2 separate regions of the Homo sapiens genome follow, and region 1 is linked to region 2. Evidence: chromatin contacts called from ENCODE Hi-C or POLR2A ChIA-PET data. All regions are on one chromosome and are shown on one strand. The core of a region is the stretch at or near the end of the contact, and the rest is flanking DNA. Distances in the headings are between cores, read along the strand shown.

The links. A loop is a pair of places that touch in the nucleus more often than their neighbours do. ChIA-PET counts read pairs that join two places held with the same protein, here RNA polymerase II (POLR2A). Pooled maps may share reads with other maps.
Region 1: a map with no recorded cell type shows a loop between it and region 2 (2.6-fold over the local background). The contact joins the enhancer-like site here to the promoter of PAPSS2 in region 2. A Hi-C loop is called at or near these places in 1 of 37 single-sample maps with no recorded cell type and 6 of 50 pooled maps. POLR2A ChIA-PET finds 5 or more read pairs at or near these places in 4 of 52 experiments (AG04450, HCT116, HEK293 and 1 more).

What each region holds. Positions count from the first base shown.
Region 1 is chr10:87,841,788-87,846,694 of GRCh38, forward strand. It overlaps the pseudogene CFL1P1. Among named protein-coding and RNA genes, the nearest start is that of KLLN, 19 kb to the right of the region's middle. RefSeq lists an enhancer at 865-2,064. Within about 2 kb of position 3,649, at least 5 of the 41 ENCODE cell types and tissues checked have a DNase peak (open chromatin) inside an H3K27ac peak, as active enhancers do; they include HCT116, where a contact is called at or near this core.
Region 2 is chr10:87,657,478-87,662,284 of GRCh38, forward strand. PAPSS2 (3'-phosphoadenosine 5'-phosphosulfate synthase 2) reads left to right here and starts at 2,401. Exons shown (of 13, transcript NM_001015880.2): 1 at 2,401-2,531. The coding sequence starts at 2,505. RefSeq lists a silencer at 2,149-2,388.

The DNA.
Region 1 (4,907 bases), core at 2,399-4,898, 190 kb after region 2:
TTACATAGTGCTTTCTGCGTGCCAGGCTTGTCCTAAGTGATTTTACACACACACACACACACACACACACACACACACACACACACACACACTCCCTCACTCAGTCCTTATAAAAACCCACTGATAGGCCGGGTGCGGTGGCTCATACCTGTAATCCCAGCAACTTTGGGAGGCTGAAGCAGGCAGATCACTTGAGGTCAGGAGTTCGAGATCACCCTGGCCAACATGGTGAAACCTCATCTCTACTAAAAATACAAAAATTAACCAAGCATGGTGGCAGGTGCCTGTAATCCTAGCTACTCAAGAGGCTGAGACAGGAAAATCACTTGAACCTGGTAGGTGGATGTTGCAGTGTGCCGAGATCGTGCCACCACACTCCAGCCTGAGCAACAGAGTGAGACTCTATCTAAAAAAAAAAAAAAAAAAATTAAAAACCCAATGAGGTGGCTACTGTTATCATCCCCATTTTACGGATGAGGACATGGGTACATAGAGATTAAGTAACTTGCCAAAGATCTCACAACTGGTAAGTGGCAGAGCAAAATTTGAAAACAAACAATCTGGTTCCAGAAACTGTACTTTTAACCTCATGATAGCTTCCTGAGGAATTTATGATCTGAGTATATATAGTAAGTACCTCCCCTTTCAGGGTAAGGCAGTAGGTAATGGTGAACAGGGAAGCAAAAGGTGACTCAGGTTGAGTAAACAACACCAAGCATATCTGACTCAAGGAATGCTTCAGAGGCCAGGGGTGCATGCCTGTAATCCCAGCACCTTGGAAGGCTGACACAGGAGGATCACTGGAGCCCAAGTTCAAGACCAGCCTGCACAACATGACAAAACCCTCTCTTTACAGAAAATACCAAAATTAGGTGGGCTTTGTGGCGCATGCCTGTAGTTCCAGCTACTTGGGAGGCTGAGAGTTGGGAGAATCACTTGAGCCTGGGAGGTCGAGGCTGCAGTGAGCTGTGATCGTGCCACTGCACTCCATCCTAGGCAATAGAGTGAGACTCTGTCTCAAAAAAAAAAAAAAAAGAAAAAGAAAAAGAAGAAAAAAAGGAATGCTTCAGTCTGCTCCAAAGAAAAGAATGGAGTAATGTGAAGTATTAAATGTAGCAAGATGCCACTGCAGTAGCTCACACCTGTAATCCCAGCACTTTGGGAGGCTGAGATGGGAGGATCACTTGAGCCCAGGAGTTCAAGACCAGCCTGGGCAACATAGTGAGACCCCATCTCTTAAAAAAATAATAAAAAGTAAATAAAAATAAATGTAGCAAGAAATTAGAAATCTTTATGAACAGATGGCAATCCAGTTTAATGTTATGTGCATGGCCACAACCCTTATTCCACTACATCCTCCTTTCACATATATATTATGAAGGTTAATGAATACAATCATTGTGATAACATTTCTTTTCTCCCTTTCTCCCTCCTCTGGTAGAGTACTCACATAAAGGCTGCATTCACAATTGAGGTTAGAACTTGTCTAGGCATGTCTAGTGAGCAATGGGAGGAGTCTGCTAGGAAAGTACTTTCAGAATACTGGAAACCTTAGGGAGAAAACTCCTCCTGAAGGTAGAAAATTGCAGAAATTATAATAAAGCCTCAGCTGCTATAGGAGAAGGATAGCTTTAGTACTTTTGGTAGGGAAGCAGTGTAGCAGCAAATTTTAAGAGATATATGAGAGGTATTTAAGTGGATCATGCCTGTAGGTCATTTAGTAGTAGTATGCAATCAATAAATATTCATTATTACTTGTGTGACAGTGCTTACCCCACACTGTCCTTTATAGAAACATATTTGCAGAGACCTGGGGAGAAAATGCAAACATGCCAGAGGGCTTCATAAGACCATACATACCCTTTAATGACTCCATTAAGTGTTATCAACAAATGTTAGTAATAATAAATATAGTTATTATCATTATTGTTCTTATTACAGCCTCATTTTATGTTATTACTGATTTTTTAATGGGGTCAGTGAGAAAATAAGACTTCATTCTCAAAATATTCAAATGTCTAGTCAGATCCTGGCAGCAGCTGCAGCGGCTCTCCTTGCCATCTCCTTTTCACTTCTGGAAACATGGGCTCCCATGTGGCTGTCTTTGATGATGTCATCAAGGTGTTCAGTGACATGAAAGTGTGCAAGTCTTCAACACTAGAAAAGGTGAAGAAGCGCAAGAAGTTGCTGCTCTTCTGCCTGAGTGAGTACAAGAAGTACATCATCCTTGCGGAGGCCAAGAAGATCCTGGTAAGTAATGTGGACCAAACCATTGATGATCCCTATGCCACTTTTGTCAAGATGCTGACAGTAAGGACTGCCGCTACGCCCCTTATGACGCCACCAAGGACAGCAAGAAGAAGGACCTGGTGTTTATCTTCTGGGCCTCTGAGTCTGCATCCATTAAGAGCAAAATGATCTATGCCAGCTCCAAAGACGTCATCAAGAAGCAGCTAGGGGTCAGCACTGTCGTCTTCTTGGAGGGCAAACTTTGTGATCCCCTCCAGCGCCCTTCCTGGAGAATCTACTAGTCCCAGACCTGCCCTCAGGGATTGCAGGCTGCCCCCTTCCTGCCAGACTGGAGGGCCTGGGGGAATCCCAGCAGAGGGAAGGCACTCCCTTCACCCCAATTGCCAAACAGCCCCCCAACTCCCTGGATTTTCCTCCTCTCTCCATCCCTGACAGTTCTGGCCTTCCCAAACTGCTTGGATCTTCTGATTCCTCTTGGGTTGAAGCAGACCAAGTTCTCCCAGGAACCCCAGTTGGGGAAGGCCTATATATATATTTTAAAAACAACCCCACTCTCCACCTGTTCCTCCACCTTCCCATGCTACAACTTCTAACCACAACAGTGACTCTGTGCCTGTCTGTTTAGTTCTGTGTATAAATGGAATGTTGTGAAGATGGCCCCTTCCCATGCCAGCTGGTTCCTCTCCCTTGGTTATGGCCGCTAATGGAAACCGGACTAGTGAGCGACCTTTAATTTTTAAAAAAAGAAAATACAATAAAATAATACTCAAATGTTTAAGCAGATTTCCCAAAACAGAGTAGAATAGAATTCATATGAATAAGCAAACAATTTAATTGTTACTACTGGCATTATGTTATGGATTTTGCTTTCCTACAGAAAATAACTCCACAACTGATTTTATTAGTATAGAATTAATTTCTTGCTAAGAGTCATTTTTGCTTATCTCACCATTGGATATTTGCAAAGTCACTAATATTTCTTTTATCCATCATTCATATGTAAGTAAATATGTACCTTACTTCCTCTTTCCAGGCAAGTAGAGGTTCCAAATATAGCCATGTGTCACATAACAGGGATTTGTTCTGATAAACGAATCCATAGACAATTTTGTCTTTGTGCAAACATGATAAAGTGTACTTGCACAAACCTAGATGGTGTAGCCCACTACACACCTAAGCTATGTGGTATAGCCTGTTGCTTCTAGGCTACAAACATGTACAGCATGTTACTATACTGAGTACTGTAGGCAAGTGTAACATAATGGTCAGTATTTGTGTATCTAAACATACCTAAATATAGAAAAGGTACAGTAAAAATATGGTATAAAAGATAAATGGTATACCTGTATAAGGCATTTACCATGAATGGAGCTTGCAGGACTGGAAGTTGCTCTGGGTGAGTCAATGAGTGAGTGGTGAGTCACTGTGAAAGCCTAGGACATTATTGTACACTACTGTAAACTGCATAAACACTGCACACTAGGCTACAATTTATGAAAAAATTTCTTCAATAATAAGCTATTAAATAACATAAAGTTGTAAATAATAATAAATTATGATTACATATCAACAATATTTTCTTTATATCCTATAAGCTTTTTTCTATTTTTAAATTAATTTCTTAAAATTTTTTAAACTTATTTTGTTAAAAACTAAGACACAAACACCCATGTAAGCACAGGCCTACACATGGTGAGGATCATCAGTATCGGTGTCTTCCACATCCACATTTTGTCCACTGGAAGCTCTTCAGAGTTAGTAACATACACGGAGCTGTCGTCTGCTGTGATATTGAAGCTGTTTTCTGGAATACCTCCTGAAGAACCTGCCTGAGGCTGTTTTACAGTTAACTAAAAAAAAATAAGTAGAAGGAGTACACTCTAAAATAACAATTAAAAGTATGGTATAGTAAATACATAAAGTGGTAACAGTTGTTTATTATCATTATCAAGTATTACATAGTGTACATAATTGAATGTGCTATACTTTTATATGACTGGTAGTGCAGTAAGTTTGCTTGCACCAGCATCACCGCAAACTGTGAGTAATGCATTACTCCATGACGTTAGGATGGCTAGGTTCACAAGGCGATAGGAATTTTTCAGCTCCATTATAATCATGGGACTGCCTTGGTATATGCGGGCTGTTGTTGACAGAAACGTCATTATGTCACGCAAGACTAGATAATGAGGGAATCCTTTTCCTCCTAATTGGTTATTTGAGCTGTTTAATCTCCCTTCCACTCCCAGCAAGTGTAGTCATTAAAATACCTTACATAACTATGGAGCCTTCATGATTAGAACTGCGATATGATGATGTTACATACCCACTCAGGGTTCTCTGCTTCAGGGCCAAAGTTTGGGCAATGTCACACCTATTGTACTTTTTGGATGGGTTTCTCTGTCATGAGAGGAATGGGAAATGAAAGAAGGATGAGCCCAATGTAATTCTGAGAATCAGATTTAACTAGTATCTGATAAAGCTTGCAAAATTTCCATGTTGATAAGTTGATCTAATTTATTTGTTTAACCTGCTGTATAATGTTTTATCATATGAAAATATCACATTTGATTTATCTATATGGAACATTTAGATTCTAATTTTTTGCTGTTTTAAATAATATTTCCATGAATTTCCCTATATGTTTCTGCTTTCAA
Region 2 (4,807 bases), core at 1,151-3,650:
TACAGTTATCATGGGGTATTGAAATAGTTGGCGTGGAAGTTGGGTGACTCAGTGGGCAGGACATTTGGGGTCAGAGCACTTGGGAAGTCAGGCTGACCTGCGTTAAAGCCTCAGCTCTGCTCCTAACTAGTGACTACGGTCAGATGCCCTCCCTTCCCTAAGCGCCAGTTTTACATTGCTCATATGTAAAATACAGGAATGGGGAAATTGGACAAATGATCTCACAACCTCTCCCAGATCTAAACAATCATATATTTCTTTTCCAGGAAGTAGCTTACGTATTTGTCCTTAACTTCCTGTTTCAAGAAGACAGCTTTTTGTTTTTAGATGCAATATAAAAACAAAATAACAATCACGCAAATTGCTATTTTTCTTTTTTTTTTTTTGAGATGGAGTTTCACTCTTGTTACTCAGGCTGGAGTGCAATGGCGCAATCTCGGCTCACTGCAATCTCTGCCTCCCGGGTTCAAGCGATTCTCCTGCCTCAGCCTCCCAAGTAGCCGGGATTACAGGCATATGCCATCACATCTGGCTAATTTTGTATTTTTATTAGAGACAGGGTTTCATCATGTTGGTCAGTCTAGTCTCGAACTCCTGATACCAGGTGATCTGACTGCCTCGGCCTCCCAAAGTGCTGGGATTACAGGCATGAGCCACCGTGCCAGGCCGCAAATTGCTATTTTTCAATTCACATTTACTTTACCTTTTCTTAGGGCAAGATCTGGCAGAGTCTAAGATATGGTGGAAACTAATATAAAAGGATTTTTCCAATGAAATAAGAATAGGATGTTGCTATTTAAACTTCATATACATTTAAAATGTGCTAGTTTGTATGCAGAACAGAAACTCAAACTCAGTATTTGCCCCTAGCTGCTTACATTGGAAGGCAGTGGTGGCAGTTTACTCAAAATGAGTAAGAAAATAAATCAGCTTACAACTCTAGACTGTACAGACATGCAGGCTGCCTTTTACGTTTCTGACTCCTGATTTATTTTTCTTTCCCACCTTCCCACGGCGAAGGGCAGTCAATGAATACTCAGATCAAGTGTCTGTCTGGAAAGCTGGCAGTCTTCCAGAAATACAATTAGGTATGAAAGAAAAGTCCCATCCCTCACCTCCATAGAATATTACTCCAACTCTTTCACAGCAGGAACACTAGAGTGGGAATGAGAAGTGTGGCCCTTGTGTGTTACGTTACTTCTTTTGAGAGTATGGTCATATCCATCCGTTTGTAGCATTACACAAGGAGTCAGTTAAGGTACAAGGGGTGTGAGACCCAGTGACTGCCCCCAAAGTGCTTGTCACTAGAGCTTCTCTCCCTCACCTCTACTTGGCCTTGACATTTGGGTTCGTTCAGAGGGTTGCCCCATACTGCCTTTGGGTTCGTTCAGAGGGTTGCCCCATACTGCCTTCTGGTAAAATCTTGGCGCCCTAGGCCTAAGCCTGCTCATCTTGTGCCTCCTTTTCCTCCTCCTCAGGGCCCATTCCAGTGGAACAGAAGTGCTACTTTGGGGGTGGACTGAAACAAGTTGCTGGGCTTCCATTGGCCATTGCCACTTGCTTGTCGTTGTGAGGAGGGGCCGTGCCTCCACAGGCCCATACCTGTAACCTGACGATACTGTTGTGAGCGGGAATGGAGGAAGTGCATGGAAGCCCCTCAGCACGATGCATAGTGAACAGACAAGCTGTGAACCTTGGGAGTTATCACCATGTGTGATGATGCTGGTGAAGAAAGCCTGCACTGAGGAGGCTGTCAGCCTGGGTTTGAATCCCCTCATTTGGAATATAATCTTGGCAAAGTCTGAAAGCCTCAATTGCTCGTTTGTAAAACTGGAAGATAGTAGGACTTGCTGCCCGGGGTCGGGGCAGGATGGAGGGGGCCCATGAGAATTAAGGCAGAGCCCAGCGGAGTGCATTGTAAGGATCCATGAGTGTGAACCTTCGTTTTTACTACTGCATATGAGGATCCTGCCAACAAACCTGGCGGCTTCAAGCATCCTTGCCCTTAACCAAATAAGCTCTTAGGTCCTAGAGGCAGGAAGACTTCCTTGAAGAGGCGCGGGAGGCTGGTGAGGGGAGTGGAGGACGCTCTGGGACCCTCTGGGGGTGGGGCGGGCGGGGTGAACTTGACCCCAGGCCGCGTGCCGGGCGTGCCATCTGCCGCTCCGCTGCAAGGTCTCGCCCGGGACCGGGGCTGGCGGAGCGCGCGCCCGCGAGTAGGGGCCGGGCCGGGGACCCCGCCTAGGCGGCGGCGGCCGGGTCCCCAAGGCTGGGCGCTGCTTGCGGAACCGACGGGGCGGAGAGGAGCGTGGCGGGAGGAGGAGTAGGAGAAGGGGGCTGGTCAAGGGAAGTGCGACGTGTCTGCGGAGCCTTTTTATACCTCCTTCCCGGGAGTCCGGCAGCCGCTGCTGCTGCTGCTGCTGCTGCTGCCGCCGCCGCCGCCGCCGTCCCTGCGTCCTTCGGTCTCTGCTCCCGGGACCCGGGCTCCGCCGCAGCCAGCCAGCATGTCGGGGATCAAGAAGCAAAAGACGGTAGGCTTCCAGGCGCCGGCTTCCCTCCCCGCCACCGCACTGCACGCGCCGACCCCCAACCCCCAATTCCCCGGCACTTGGGTCCCACCCTCCCCGGGAGGGGGCGTCGGGAGGAGGAGTAAGAGTGGGGCACGGAGGGAAGCAAGAGAAAGAGGCTCTGTGTGGAATTCCCGGGGCAGTCCTCGCCCCGCAGCCCCTCTCCACCCCGCGACTCTGGGAATCTGCGCTCCTTGGGGTCGCCGCGCCCGCGAGAGACCTCCCGAGCTTCTCAAGTGGGTCCGGATCTAGATCCAGGACCAGGGACAGGAAATCCCCTTTCTTTCCCAAGAGCTCTTCCAGACCCGCCTTTTCTTCTGTAGGGTCTCGGAGCAGATCGAGCTGACTCCCGTTCTGCCAGGTCTGGTCGCTGGGGTTTTGTCTATGGGAACTTCCTTGGAGTGGGCTTTAATGACGGACTTTCATAGAGGAAACTGCAATTATCAAAGCAAACTGGAGGAAATTGCATTTCTACACTGGCGGGATTTAGCCCTCTAGCTTGATTTCGGCATTGGGTGGCATCTCGAGTTCAGTAATGAGGGGTGAGGGTGCCCCTCGGTTTGGTGGAGTAAGATGAGGGGACTGTGTTGAGGAGGCACACTTTTACCCAGAATTAATAATCTGAGCTGTCCTCCTTTAATGGGAAATATGAGGGCGTGTCAAAGAGAAAAGTTTCTTTCCCAGCAACATGGGCACCTATAAATTTTGCATTCTTAAAAATGGCAGCAGTTCTATTTGTCAATTATACCCCAATAAACTGAAAAAAAAAAAAAAAAAAAAAAAAAAAAAACCGGGAGCAGTAATCATAGACTCTTAGAGTTGGATGGCGCCTTCTAGACAGCACTGGGGCCACGTCAGATGTGGTCAGCAAGCCTTGATAAAATCCTACTCAGCAGTTTGGCCGCTGAACATTCTATCTTCAGCCACCACCCTGCAAGCCTCAGATGATTGTACTGGTTACTGAATGGGTTGACCTCTCTCTAGTAGATAGACGTGCAATGGACACATAGTAGGTGCCTGATAAATGTTTATTCTTATATAATGTGTATTACCGAAATATCTTTGAGGTGTATTTGTGGTGGGCCGGGGAGAGGTTTAAAAAAAAAAACAAAATATAAAGCCAAGAAGTGGGGAAGGAGTGTGGAGGGGCCATGCAGGGCTAGAAGGGTCATTTGAGCAGCAAGAGAACAGGGTGGGGGCTCTGTGGCTCCAGGGACCATACTGGACCAGCAGGAGGGTCCAGGGTGTAGGTGGCATCAATTTGGGAAGGGACATTTATCAAAATCCAGCTGCCTTTCTCAGGAGTAATTTTTAAGTGGGGGACTCTCAGCGTTGTAACATATTTTTGAAATAATAAATGAAAATCACTTGTATTTTGTTCCTATTTAATGCGATTAATTTCTGTAAAATCCTAAATAGTGTCTTCTAAATGGCAAGCCGCTGTGCCAGTAGCTTTTTATATCAGTGGGGTTTTAATTCCCACCTTCCTGCTTGCATCAAGAATTCCTTCTCAGTTGTGATGGGGGACTTTGTCAAGCATTAGAAAGGGACGAGGTGGTCTCTCCTCTTGATGCCTCCAGTCGGCAGGAGCCCAGGAAGAGGAGGGTTTGAGAACAGGGTCATTACAAATCAATTGCGGGGGCTCTGCACAGTCAGAAGCAGTGAGAAATTTGAGGGCCGGAGGGTTTGGTTTTTGTATTTACACATTCTGAACCTTCTATTTTTTGTTAGGTGGGTGTATGTGTGTGTCTGTTTTATACAGCATTAAATTAACTCCTGAAACAGCTAACTGAAATAGAACTTTTCTGAATTTTGATTTAGTCTAACGCAGTTATAACCCAGGCACCAACCCAAGTTCCCAAAAGGGCTAGATAGGTACTATCGGTACTATTTACAGCAAGCCAGCTGTAAATGCATGTGGAATCTCTCAAGCTTTGAATGTTCATTCAAAATGTGTTTTGAAACCTTGCAGGCCAAAGCAAAATCTGTCCGCTTGTGTGACCTCTGAACTAATCAATTGTTTGATAAGTATTGCTGACCTCACAAGCTAGCCTAGGAGTGAGACTGAGCTGATCTTTTACGGTCTTATAGGAATCATCACATTGTTTACTGCACTGTCAACAGAGGACAGTTAATTCACACAGCAGCCACTACAGTAACTTCAAATATTTGTTGAGCACCTACTGTATGCCAGGTGGTATACTGGGTGGGGGAGGCGGAAAAGGAGATACCTCTTTTCC